2 separate regions of the Mus musculus genome follow, and region 2 is linked to region 1. Evidence: chromatin contacts called from ENCODE POLR2A ChIA-PET data. All regions are on one chromosome and are shown on one strand. The core of a region is the stretch at or near the end of the contact, and the rest is flanking DNA. Distances in the headings are between cores, read along the strand shown.

Region 1 (5,640 bases), core at 2,077-4,576:
GATGGTTTCAACCACAGTTTCTATAGAGCAGAAAAGATGAGTAAAGAGATACCCAAAGGGGAGAACAGAGAAGTCAATGAAAAGGGCGAAGAAGGAAAGAGAAACCGATATCTATAAAATGGTCCACATAAATAACTTCAGGCCTAGAGCAAGTGTAAGAGAAAACGGATAAAGGCAGGCCCTACAGCTGGTGTGGGGAAAGCTAATGAAACATACGCAGCCATAGATTCAAGAAGCCATATGACCAGCACTCTGGAGGCAGAGACAGATAGATCTCTCTGAGTTTGAGCCAGAGGGGAGGGGAGGGGAGAGGGAGGAGGAGGAGGAGGAGGAGGAGGAGGAGGAGGAGGAGGAGGAGGAGGAGGAGGAGGAGGAGGAAAAAGGCATAGGAACCCAACTATAAAGATAAAAACACACAAGAGCCTGATATTGAGCAGGGTTGTACACTTGTCGTCCCAGCACAGCCAAGGAGTTGAAGCCAGCCTGGATTACAGTGTGATCCCCTATCTCAAAATAAAACAATAAACCAAAAACCAAGAACTACTCTCAGAGCATGTGAAACATGTTATATAACATAACAAGTGACTCCTCAACAGGAACAATCAAGTCAGACTACAAGACAGCTTTAAAGACTATTAAGCAAGGGAAGTCCTGAGTTCTGAAACTAATCAATGAAAGGATTCTTTTAAGTGGAGGAGAAAGTTCTAATGGGAATGGTTGTGGAATTCTGTGGATAGACTAAACACCAATGAATTGCATGCTTTCATGGACGCTTTGTGCTATGAGTTTCATCTCAATGAAATTATTTATAAACCAGAAGAAGGTGAAGGATAAACATTTTCAAACAAAGCCTAACAATCTGTGCCAGCAGAATTTTTTAATACTAAAGGGACCGGGCCGGCAGTGTACACTCATAATCTCAACAGACAGGAAGATGGTGAGTTCCAGGTCAGCCTGAGACCCTGCTCAAAAACAACAAAAACACAGACAGAGGAGATGGTGCTGAGGATCAATTGCTTGCCATGCGAGCTTGAAGGTCTATCCTCATAACCCATATAAAAGTGGGTGGGTGTGGCAGCCTCCCTACAATTCTGTTAGGCGGAGACAGGACCACAGATCGTTAGTGGCCAGCTGTGGGTTCACCCGAGAGACCCTGCCTCAGTGAAGAAATTGAAGAGCAACTCCCAATGCCACCCCCAGGCTTGGGTGTCCCCACACACACACAATGTATGCACACATGCATGCATACACATAAAAGATACAAAAAACAAACAGACAAAAGCTTCGGAATTCAACCAGTGGATGCATACAAGACCCTTGGTCTGATATACCCAACACTGCAATAGGCAGAAAGACAAACACTAAAAGATGTTCTCCAGACAGACAGAAATGACCCCACATGGAAGACTGGAAGGTGACAAAGGTGGCATTGCAGTTGATGGAAACGGTGATCTTGGTAAACAGCGAGGAATAAATCATGCTAGGAGAAAGTAAAACATGAATTCTGTTTCCACATTACACAGAAACCAACTCCAGGTAGACAGCATCATTTCATATGAAAAGCAAAATACTAGCATTTCTTCAAAATGTTAACAAGCTATCTTCTTCACTTAAAAATAGGAAACTCTACTAATTAAGAAGAAGCTAAACTGGACAATACTTAAACAGACACTTTATTTAAAAAACAAAAAACAAAAAAACCACCAAACACACACAAATGGACAATCAGTCGCTTTAGTCAACCAGAAACTGCAAATTAAAACCCTGATGGAATGTCACTTCACACTCACCATAATGGCTAAAATTTCACACAGACAATACCAAGAGGTGTCAGGAATTTTTAAACAAGGGCTAGTAAATGCTTGCTGGTATAAAGTGATAACATGATTTTGGGGATTTAGTTCTATCAACTACGACAAAAGATGTACATGTTTTTTATGTAAAAAAAACCAAACAAACAAAAAAACGAAACAAAACAAACAGACAAACAAAAAACCCAACTTACTTGTGGGTAGGGAAACTATCTACTCAATAGATATGAATGCTTTAGGAAGTACACCCACCGGCATATTCATTGCAACGTTAATGGGGAAAAGCTACACACAACTCAAAAGTCTACTAACAGTAGAATGGATACAGTGTGTACTATCTATACTATGCAGGACAGTAAGTAGATAATAGAAACACTATGGACGAACTTCAGAAATATCTTTGATGAAAGTAGGCAGACACAAAAATTACAACAGTGCATTATTTGATTTAAACAGTTCACAGAACAGGTGAACCGAATCTACAATTGGACGCTACGGTGTTTAAGAAAGATGTGCCTAGAAGATAAAATTGCACAGAAAAAAAGAAAAAGAAAGAGAGAAAGAAAACCCGGCATACGCTGCCCCGCGCCCCACCCCACCCCAGAAAGCAGGCTAAGGTTAGTCTGGAAAGGAAGGCTGGGTGCAGCAAATGAAGAGGGCACGCGGGTTTCTGGGTGTTGACAAGGTTCTAGCTGAGTGGCACATCAAAAGCCGTACCTTTTGGGGTTGCACACTCTGAGGGTTGGCAAGAGAAAGGGGACAGGTCAGAAGAGAAAGGTGAAGAGGAGAGCGCCCTAATGGAGAAGAGCTCCGTGCGGATGGCAAAGTGTGGACCGCCGGCGCGGCGCGCGCAGCGGTAAGGCACCGCAAGGCGGGCGCGGCCTCCCGCGGACCCCGCGGCCTGAGCGTCTTCTGGTGCTTGGGCCGCCGGCTGGGGGCTCTGGGGCCGCTTCGATGCCCGGGCACCCCACCCTCCACGCCGGGCGCTCCAGGCCTCGCTGCGCTCGAGGCCCCGACTCACCTCATCGTGGCTGCCGGGCGGGCACGGGGCCGGGGATGAAAGCGCGGCGCGACGGGACGCTAGCGGGGCAGCCGACCCCGGGCGCGGCGGCTCCGCGTCTGGCTGGGCTGCAGGCGGCGGCGGGGGCTCATCTTCTCCGGCGGGCGTCCGGGCCGCTAGCTGCGAGGCAGCGCGGCCGCGGCGGCGGCGGCGGTGGCGACTGACAGCTGGGCCCCGGCCCCTGCCATCTTGGCGGGCGCGCGTGCCCGGGCCGGCGCGTGCGCGTCCCGACCGCCCGCCGACGGGCCGGGGGAGGGGGCGAGCGGCGGGGTCTCGCGGGCGGGAGCGAGCGCGCGCGTCCGCCTGAGACTCGGGGCGGCGGCCGGAGGATGGGGTCCGGGGTGCGGGGTGCACGCGGGGCGGAGGACCCCTCCGCCCGCCGAGGAGACTGCGCGCGCCGACGCCCCTCGGTCGGCGGCCGCGGAGGGAATGAGCGCGCGCCGCAGCGAAGCTCCACACAAAAGGCGCGGGGCTCCGTGGTCCGCGCCTCTAAGAGGGCGGGGCGTGAGGGGCGGGGCAGGGGTGTGGCCCAGGTTCAGAGGGGCGGGGCGAAGCTTTGTGGAAAGGGTGGCTGGGCAACCGGGCCTGGGGGCAAGACGGGGGGCGTGGCCTAAGGTCCCAAAGGAGATACTGTAGCTTAGAGGAATGGGGTTAACTTAGTGAATTCCAGGGTCTTGTCTGCGAGAGAAAGACCGGGGCGACCTTAACGGGAAAGCTTAGGGATCTTAGGTCTAGGAGAGGCCTGGAGGATGGGGTTAGTAGGGAGAGACAAAGCGGAGCTCCGCGGAAAGGGCTGGAGGGTGGTGGGCCTGGGGCCGGGGTTTGGGGCGTTGACCTGGAGCTAGGCGAGCAGAGTCGGGCAGAGACCCCACAGAATCCCTGGTGGTGGAGGAGTTGTATAGAAAAGGGCAGGTGGAGAGGCTTAGGGCAAAGGGTGTGATTTGTGAGGCAAGGCTGAGCGGGGAGAGTGCCAGGAGGCACGTGGAGCCCTACTGAACCGGCTTTCCAGTGCATTCAGAACAGAGCATTATGGGCTGAAAGTTGCAATTTTTAAACGGATCCCTTGCTCTGCAGTACTGTTAGCAATGCCTGAGGTTATAGTTCTCCTAACCTCATGTGTTCCCTTCTTCCTGGGAACCAGATTGGTCTCTTTGTTACAGAAGAGCCTTGTCACATCCTAAGAGTTATGAAAATACTCAGGCCTCAGGTCACCTGAAGGTATTCCAGGTGTCCCCAGGAGAGTCCGGGTTGGTGCACACTTTTATTCCAGCCAGACATTGTGCTTTTCCACCAATCTCCAGGTGTCTGTCCCTGGGGTCTAACAAGTTGTTGCCATTCTGTAACTTGGAGGGAAGAATTAGTTGGTGGGTTTGCTGTAAAGATAGTGTCCTTCCTCTGCACCCCACACTAGAATCACTGACACTTTTGAGGAGAACCCATTTTCCAAAGCCAAGAACCGGTGGCCTCCAAAAAGAAATCTTTTTGAGGCCACATGTTTCAAAAACTGTTTAACTTTTTGTAACATTTTATATCAGAAGAGTGGGAAACACCAAGTTCTTCTACATCCAAGGAATAAAGCCTTCTTTCTGCTTTGCTCAAGAGAGGTTGGCTTCAAATGGCTAGCTGTTAGGGAAAGGGGAAGGGCGGGTGGGGGTAGGGAGAAATGTGAGCAAGTCCCTTTCAGTCTGTTTCCTACTGACCTTGGTGCCTCAACAGATCCTCAGCAGCCTGTAAGGTGAGCTTCGGGATTCCCACCTACTGGATAAACATGTTTGGCATTAAATGTAGGGCTGGTTTAGACAAAGATCAGCAGCCTCCACAGGGAAGCAGGATACAGCAGAGGATGGGAGTGGTCCCTGTCTGTCTTGGCCCGGCCCTTCTGGCAGCTCACGGAGCCCTCTGATGAAAGAAACAGATTGCAGAGACATCCTTGGGACCAGAGCTGCTGGTTTTAGGAATTCACTGAGTGTGGTGGGGACGATGACGTTCCCTCTCTCACAATGCCTGTCCCCTTATCTATGGAAGTACTTGGCAGCGGTTGGCAGGAATGACTGACAAAGGGTGCTGTGTTCCATTCTGGCAAGAAATAAAAATTACCTTTGATCCATTTTGCTCTCACAACTTGAGGTTAGCCTGGGGTTCCTGTATTGACTCACAGATTGAGCTCTTCAGCTTCAGGTGACTCTCCTTAAGATAACGGTGCACAGCTTGAAGAGAGACAGTTTCTACACCACAGCCTTGCAGCCGCCCTTGGGAAGACACCGAGACAGGAGGCATTTGATGGGGTGGGAGGGAACCGTCCCGCAGGCTCTGTGGACCTTAAGAGGCTGAATGAAGCTCACGGCTGTTACAATCCTGCCTGGAGCTAAGCTGAGAGTTTCCACCATTTAAGACGTTATTGCCAGCTACATTCCTTGGGTAGACTGGTCAGAAACTCCGAGGAGCCTTGTCATGGTGTTTCACTGTATCTCCCAAAGAGTATGTTTTGGAAACTTAGAGTCCAATGCAACAACATGGGACCTCAGAGGGAGACCCTGGGCCACAGGGCTCTCTGCCCTTATGAGTGGCTTACTGATGCTTTTCAAAGGGCTGGAGGCTGCAAACTGAATATTCATGTGCAGCAAATTGAATGCCATTCCCCACTGAGCCATCTTGCCAGCCCAAGTCAAAAAGACACTGAGGGGGAACAATCTGAGGGTAAGAAATACTTCTTGCGACCAAAAGTACGTAATTTCAAATATTCAGGATATTAATTAGAGGCAGTCAGAT
Region 2 (5,799 bases), core at 1,682-4,181, 370 kb after region 1:
ACAGGTGGTTGTGAGCCACCTGAGTTTGGGTGCTAGGAACCAAACTTGAATACTGTTCAAGAGAAGCAAGCACCTTTTCTCTTTTAATGACTACATTCCATAGAAAGTTCTTCTTGGGGAGGGGGATGGGTGTTTTGTTTGCCTGTATGTCTGTGTACCATGTGCATGCCTGGTACCCTTGGAGGCCACAAGTGGGTGTCAGATCTGCAGCAATTAGAGTTACAGACATTTGTGAGCCACCATATGGGTGCTAAGAATTGAATATGGGTCCTCTGAAGAGCAGCCACTGAGCCATCTCTCCAGCTCCCAGTATACAGTCTTAGCCATCTCTCCAGCTCCCAGTATACAGTCTTAGTTTTTGACGCATTATTCTAACAGAAAGAACCATGGTTCTTAGATACGTTTTCTCTGATTCAAATATCAATCAGAATAAGGACAAGACTACAACCACATAGCTTACCTCTGAAGATCTTTCTTCAGGCCAACATCAACCTGCCAATCAACAAGGCTAGGTTAGTAATATGAACAAAAATCAAGTGAACTGCATCCTATCTAGGACACATATACGGCTTGAAATCTAAATGTCCTTATGTTCAGCATCCCTCTATTTATAGTGGAATAAACTCTGGTGTATGCACATATGAGGCTGTGGTCTCTTGCGTGGCATACACAGAGGCCAGAGGACGCCATAAGCACATCTTCCTCAAGCTTACTTTTTGAGATAGGGTTTCTCACGGAACCTGGAGAAAGGTCAGCAGGGTAGGCTGGGCGGCCAGTGATGCAATAGGATCCTCCTGCCTTGTAGCACTGCAGTTAGAGGTGCGCCATGAGGTCCAGCTATTTATATGGGTGCTAGGGATCTCAACTCTGGTCTTTGTGCTTGTATAAAAAATGCTTTATCCACAGAGCTGTCTCTCCAGTCCTGTTTTTTTATATGTATTTTTAGAAAGATTTTTTTTCATTTATATGTGCCTATGTAAATCACATGTATATAGGTGCCAGTAGTGAGGAGTGGATTATCTGTGGCTGGGATTACGGGTTTTCAGAAACTGCCTGTCATGTGTGTTCAGGAACAAAACTCATGTGCACTGAAAGAACAGCAAGTACTCTTAGCTACCAAGCCATCTCTCCAGCCCTGGTTCTACCCTTTATCAACAAGAATGCAATCTGTATCACTTAGCTTTTTTCTATCAGAAGTTGGATCATTAATCAGTTCTTACATCAAAGAGATAGCTGATCTATACTTTAAGAAGATTCTAGACAGGGATTGGCCTCTATCACAGTCCTCCATCGTTAACTGTATTTGTAGTACTTCTCAAAAGCTCTCAACAGTTACGTGACATTGAAATTACTCTGCAACATAAATGCTATGTAATGTATCTGCTCTTAAGAATACGAATTAGACTTAACCTAACTAGCTATTGTTTAAGAAATTCCTACAAAAAAAGGAAACACCTAAAACCAATTTTATTTATCGTGGGCAATTTTTGACTTGCCATCGATTATTTAGCAAACAGATTTTGACAACACTAACAGCTTCTCTCTCTCTCTCTTGGTTTCTGGGACACTGCTTCTCTATGTAGCCTCGGCTGTTCTGGAACTTGATCTGTATACCAGGATGGCCTTCAATTCAGACAGATCTGCATGCCCCTGACCCCAAGTGTTCTAATTAAAGATGTGAGCCACCACTACCACCCAACTGACACTAACAATTTTAATCAAAATGTTTATCAACATTACTATTTCTCAACTATTATCATTCATTCAGCAATAGTTTACTAAGTGCCATATAATGTTCTAGGTATTGAGGCTTGAAATCACTACACTTTCATGGAATCACTCATAAAAAAAAAGTTAAAGACACCCACAACTGCAAAATGCTGGCCAATTATTCTTTAAACAACATATATCAAGATACCACCTGTGTGAGGTTTGTCTTTAAAACCTAAAAGGCCAGTCTTTAGCTAAGACTCATGGCACATGACTTTTTAATTTTAAGTCCAGCATTCTGGAGGCAGAGGCAGGAAGATATCTTTGCGCTGGAGGCCAGCCTAGTTTACAGAGAGAGCTACACACCAGCCAGGGTTACGTAGGAAGACAGCCAGTCTGTGATAACTGATTTTAAACACTGAGTGACTTATGGAAAGCTGTGTTTTATTGGTAGTCCAAAGTTAAGAACACCACCAAGAATACATTAGGCAGGTTAAACTGCTTAAACGTTTTCAGATTAACATATACATGTTATTTCTCAACTTAATAAAGATCAGTTCCCCTAACACCGAGGCAAACAAGCACTCAGGAGAGGATGACGTCTGGGTAAGAACGAGTCTTATCGAGGAAGTCCCTTTTCATTCCTGGTCCTACCTGAGTTCCGTGGTTCAAGAGTCACGGAACACTTTCCAAAGCCTCAATCCTACTTAACAGAGGGATCCACAAGCCGTGGGTGACCGGGTCGGTCTGAGGCAGGGTCTGTGCGTGTAAGCCCCGCCACCCTTTTATTCCTCGGCTAGGAATCCCCCAAACCGCAACCACTTTCCTCTGCGAGGTCAGCTTCCAGTTCCAGGCATTAGCGGCGCACCCCAGAGGACCCGACCCTGTCCCGAAGCTCCCTCGCCGCCAACCCCGCGTCGCCTGCTAATTTCAACGTGCATCAGGGATTCCAAGGAGGGCGGTGGAATCCGGGAAGCCGGACTCTTCCGTAGAACCCAGGCAGCTGGAAAATACCCTCCTCGGACCACCAGGAGCGCAGACGGTGGGCGGCGCTGCCCGCGGCCAGCTAGATACTCACCCCTCGCCTCAGGCAAAACCCTCAGCGACGTCTCTCCTTCCTGACAGCAGCCATCTTGGAGGTGGAATGTCGGGGAACTACGTCATTTCCCTGCGTCTCGGGACGTTAAGAAGCGGCCGGAGGGGGCGGCGAAAGTCAGGTGCCTGTCAACCAATTAGAAGAAAGTAAAGCTAAAAAAAAGAAAAAAAGTAACAAGTCAACAGTCGCCGCTCCGCCTACCCTGCGGCCTTGTGGACTGCGGCCCGTAGGGGGAGGGGAAACACTCGCACACACCCTCCCATCGCCCCACCCCCTTGGCGAAAGGGAGTTCGGGAGCAACCGAACCTGTTAACGGAACTTCGGCCCGGAGGCGGAGCCAGGGCTCCCGTCGTTCAATCACAGCGCGAGATCTAACCAATCGAGTCTTCGGATACGGCTCCGCCCCGGTTGCTGATGTCCAATGGCTGATCAGCACCCTGGCTGGCGGGCGGATGGGCGGCGGGGCGGAGCCGCGCCGAGGCGTGTTAGGTGCGGGCCAATGAACGGCGGCGGCGGCCCGTGGGCGGGGCCCAGGGGCGGGCGGAGCCGGGTTGGGCCTAGGCGGCGGGGCTGTCTCTGGCTGCCGTCCAGCCCCTCCCGTCCGGCCGCCGCCGCCACCGCCGCCGCCGCCGCCTGGGGGTTGGTTGAGGCGGACGGTGGGGTCCCGGCCGGAGTGTGGCGCCGCCGCTGCGCGAAGACGAAGCGGGCAGGTGAGTGCGGACGGCAAGCACCCGCGTGCGGCCCGCGGGCTGAGGGGACGGGGTTCCACCGCTCCTTAAGGAGGTGAGGCCGAGCGTGCGGACTCCGAGGTCCGGTGCTCGGCCGCGACCGAGTTCTCAGGGCCTGGGAGGCTGTGGGCTCCGAGGCCCGGCAGGCCCGGTCCCTGAGGGGACTGGCGAGCGTCTGCAGCTTCCCTCTTCCACCGGGACGGGGGCAGGCGGCAGGTTCAGGGCGCGGCCTGGGCGCGGCCTGGGCGCCGCCCTCGGGTACGGCCGGGGCCCGGAGTGCGCGCGGGGCGCTGGGACTGCGTGCGGCGGGCTGCAGCCTTGGTTTCCTTCCTCCGGTGGCAGGCGCACGCGGCTTGGGGCCGAGGCCCCTCTGCAGCTCTCTGTTGCCCACGGGGAGCCCGGCCCCCGCGCCTTGTCCTCCACTGCCCGCTCGCAAAGGCGGGCGTAGAAAATAGGTCAGGTTTCTTCCCACGCGCCCCTGGCCGAGGTCCACACGCGACGAGCGCGCTGCGAGAGAGAAGCGGTCCGTGCTCTCGGAGTTTGCCATTCCGATTTTCAACTCTTCCTTCTTGCGGCTGCAGCCTGGGCATGCGACTCTGCCTCTTCTCCCCGCCTGCCACTCTTGGAGAAGGAGCTGATTAGTGACGTGCGCCACTGGCTGCCGAGGGGCCTCACCCCCTCCGCGTCGTGTCGGGAGAGGACGTTGGTGCGTTTCTGGAGGGGTGCACGCGTAAAGATGACTCGGGACATGCTGTAATCCATTTCTAAACGAAAACGGTGTTGTTACCGAAGTAAACACATTTGAACAGGATGTTGACAGCCATCTTGCCTTTGCAGACCCTTAGAAGATTGAGGTTTTACTGATAGATGTAACAGAACTGCATCCAGGAAGGCTGAGGCAGGGAATCCGGAGTTTCAGGCCTGCCAGAGCTACATAGGGAGACCCTTTCAAAAAACACACAAAAACTAAAACCAGACTTGGACACTGAAAGTGTGGGTTTTTCATATGTGATACTGTTCCCATTTCCCTTTCAAAGGCGATGCTGAGGGTGTTTTTAAAATGAGTTTTAAACAGTGATAGTCTTGGGGAGTTTTAAGTGAACGCACCCTTAAAATACAGCAGTATAAAAGGACATTTCCTCCCCAAGTTAAAAAGTTTGTCTAGACTCACTGGAACCTACAGTGTGTATGTAGGCTCCTACCTGTAGAGGCTCACTTTATAGATGGGTCTCTGGGGCGCCATGATTGATATTTTGGTGGAATTCCAGCCATTTGGGAAGGAGTTTTTCTAGGGCTTAAGAAAACAGTTTGCAAAACCAAGTTCTGAAAAGCTACAGAAAAAAAGAACATCTTACTGGGACTCTAAACAACCTTGGTCTTTATTGCCCCTACCTTCTTTTTACCGTGCGTTCCTTTCTCTTTTGAGATATTACTAATATCTGGATATGCAACTCTAGTTCCCTTGGAGGGAAGTAGTTGCTATTTCTCCCTCCTTTTTCACTGTGCAAACATCTCAGTGGAGCTATGCTGGACTTGAAGATCCAAACATTGTGCTGATGTGGGTTCTAGCAATGAGGGTTTCTGTTCCTTTTCTGTTTATAAATGTCCAGTAAAATTCTCACTGAAATGCTGTTAGCTGGGCCTTGTGGCATAGCTAACATTAGCCCTTGCTACTCAGGGGCCTGAGGCAGGAGGATCTTAGGTTTAAAGCTAGCCTAGACTGTGTGAGAGACCCTGACTGGCTGGGGATCTAGCTCAGTGTTAGAGTGTTTGCTTATTGTGTGAGAAGGCCTGAATTCCATCTTCAGTACAAACATATCATTGTCATTGACTATCTTTTTTATGTGATGCATATTTAGGCCAAATTTAAAGATGATTAAACCATTTCTTTAGAAGCCATGTGATTATAAGACAATGAGGAGGCAATATTCAGTTTTTTATTGTTATTGTTCCATAGGTCAACCACTAGAAAACTGTTTCTATGTTCAGCACTGTGGTGAACAGTCAGTAACCTAAATCTTGATCACCTAAAAGAGAATGTTAAAGATGACTGTGCTCAACATAGTTGCACCAGGAACACATAGAGTAGGTTTGCTTGTAGTAAATCTAGGAGAGTCCCCAGTCCACAGAGGTTGTCCTTATCCCCACCCTTAACTGCTTCAGACCTTATATGCAGTGGGGAAGTATTTGCATCTAACTTGCACACTAACCTCTCTCAAGGTTTGAGTTGTCTGTATATTGCTTCCAGTACTTATTACAATGTCT

The links. ChIA-PET counts read pairs that join two places held with the same protein, here RNA polymerase II (POLR2A).
Region 2: POLR2A ChIA-PET joins it to region 1 with 10 read pairs in embryonic stem cell. The contact joins the promoter of Ccnk here to the promoter of Evl in region 1. POLR2A ChIA-PET finds 5 or more read pairs at or near these places in 2 of 5 experiments (Patski and embryonic stem cell).

Annotation. Positions count from the first base shown.
Region 1 is chr12:108,552,406-108,558,045 of GRCm38, reverse strand. It overlaps Evl (Ena-vasodilator stimulated phosphoprotein), which reads right to left and starts at 3,326. Exons shown (of 13, transcript NM_007965.3): 1 at 2,833-3,326. The coding sequence starts at 2,837. It overlaps Gm16596 (predicted gene, 16596), which reads left to right and starts at 2,428. Exons shown (of 3, transcript NR_045753.1): 1 at 2,428-2,667.
Region 2 is chr12:108,176,870-108,182,668 of GRCm38, reverse strand. Ccnk (cyclin K) reads right to left here and starts at 2,931. Exons shown (of 12, transcript NM_009832.2): 1 at 2,789-2,931; 2 at 461-492. Setd3 (SET domain containing 3) reads left to right here and starts at 3,385. Exons shown (of 13, transcript NM_028262.3): 1 at 3,385-3,516.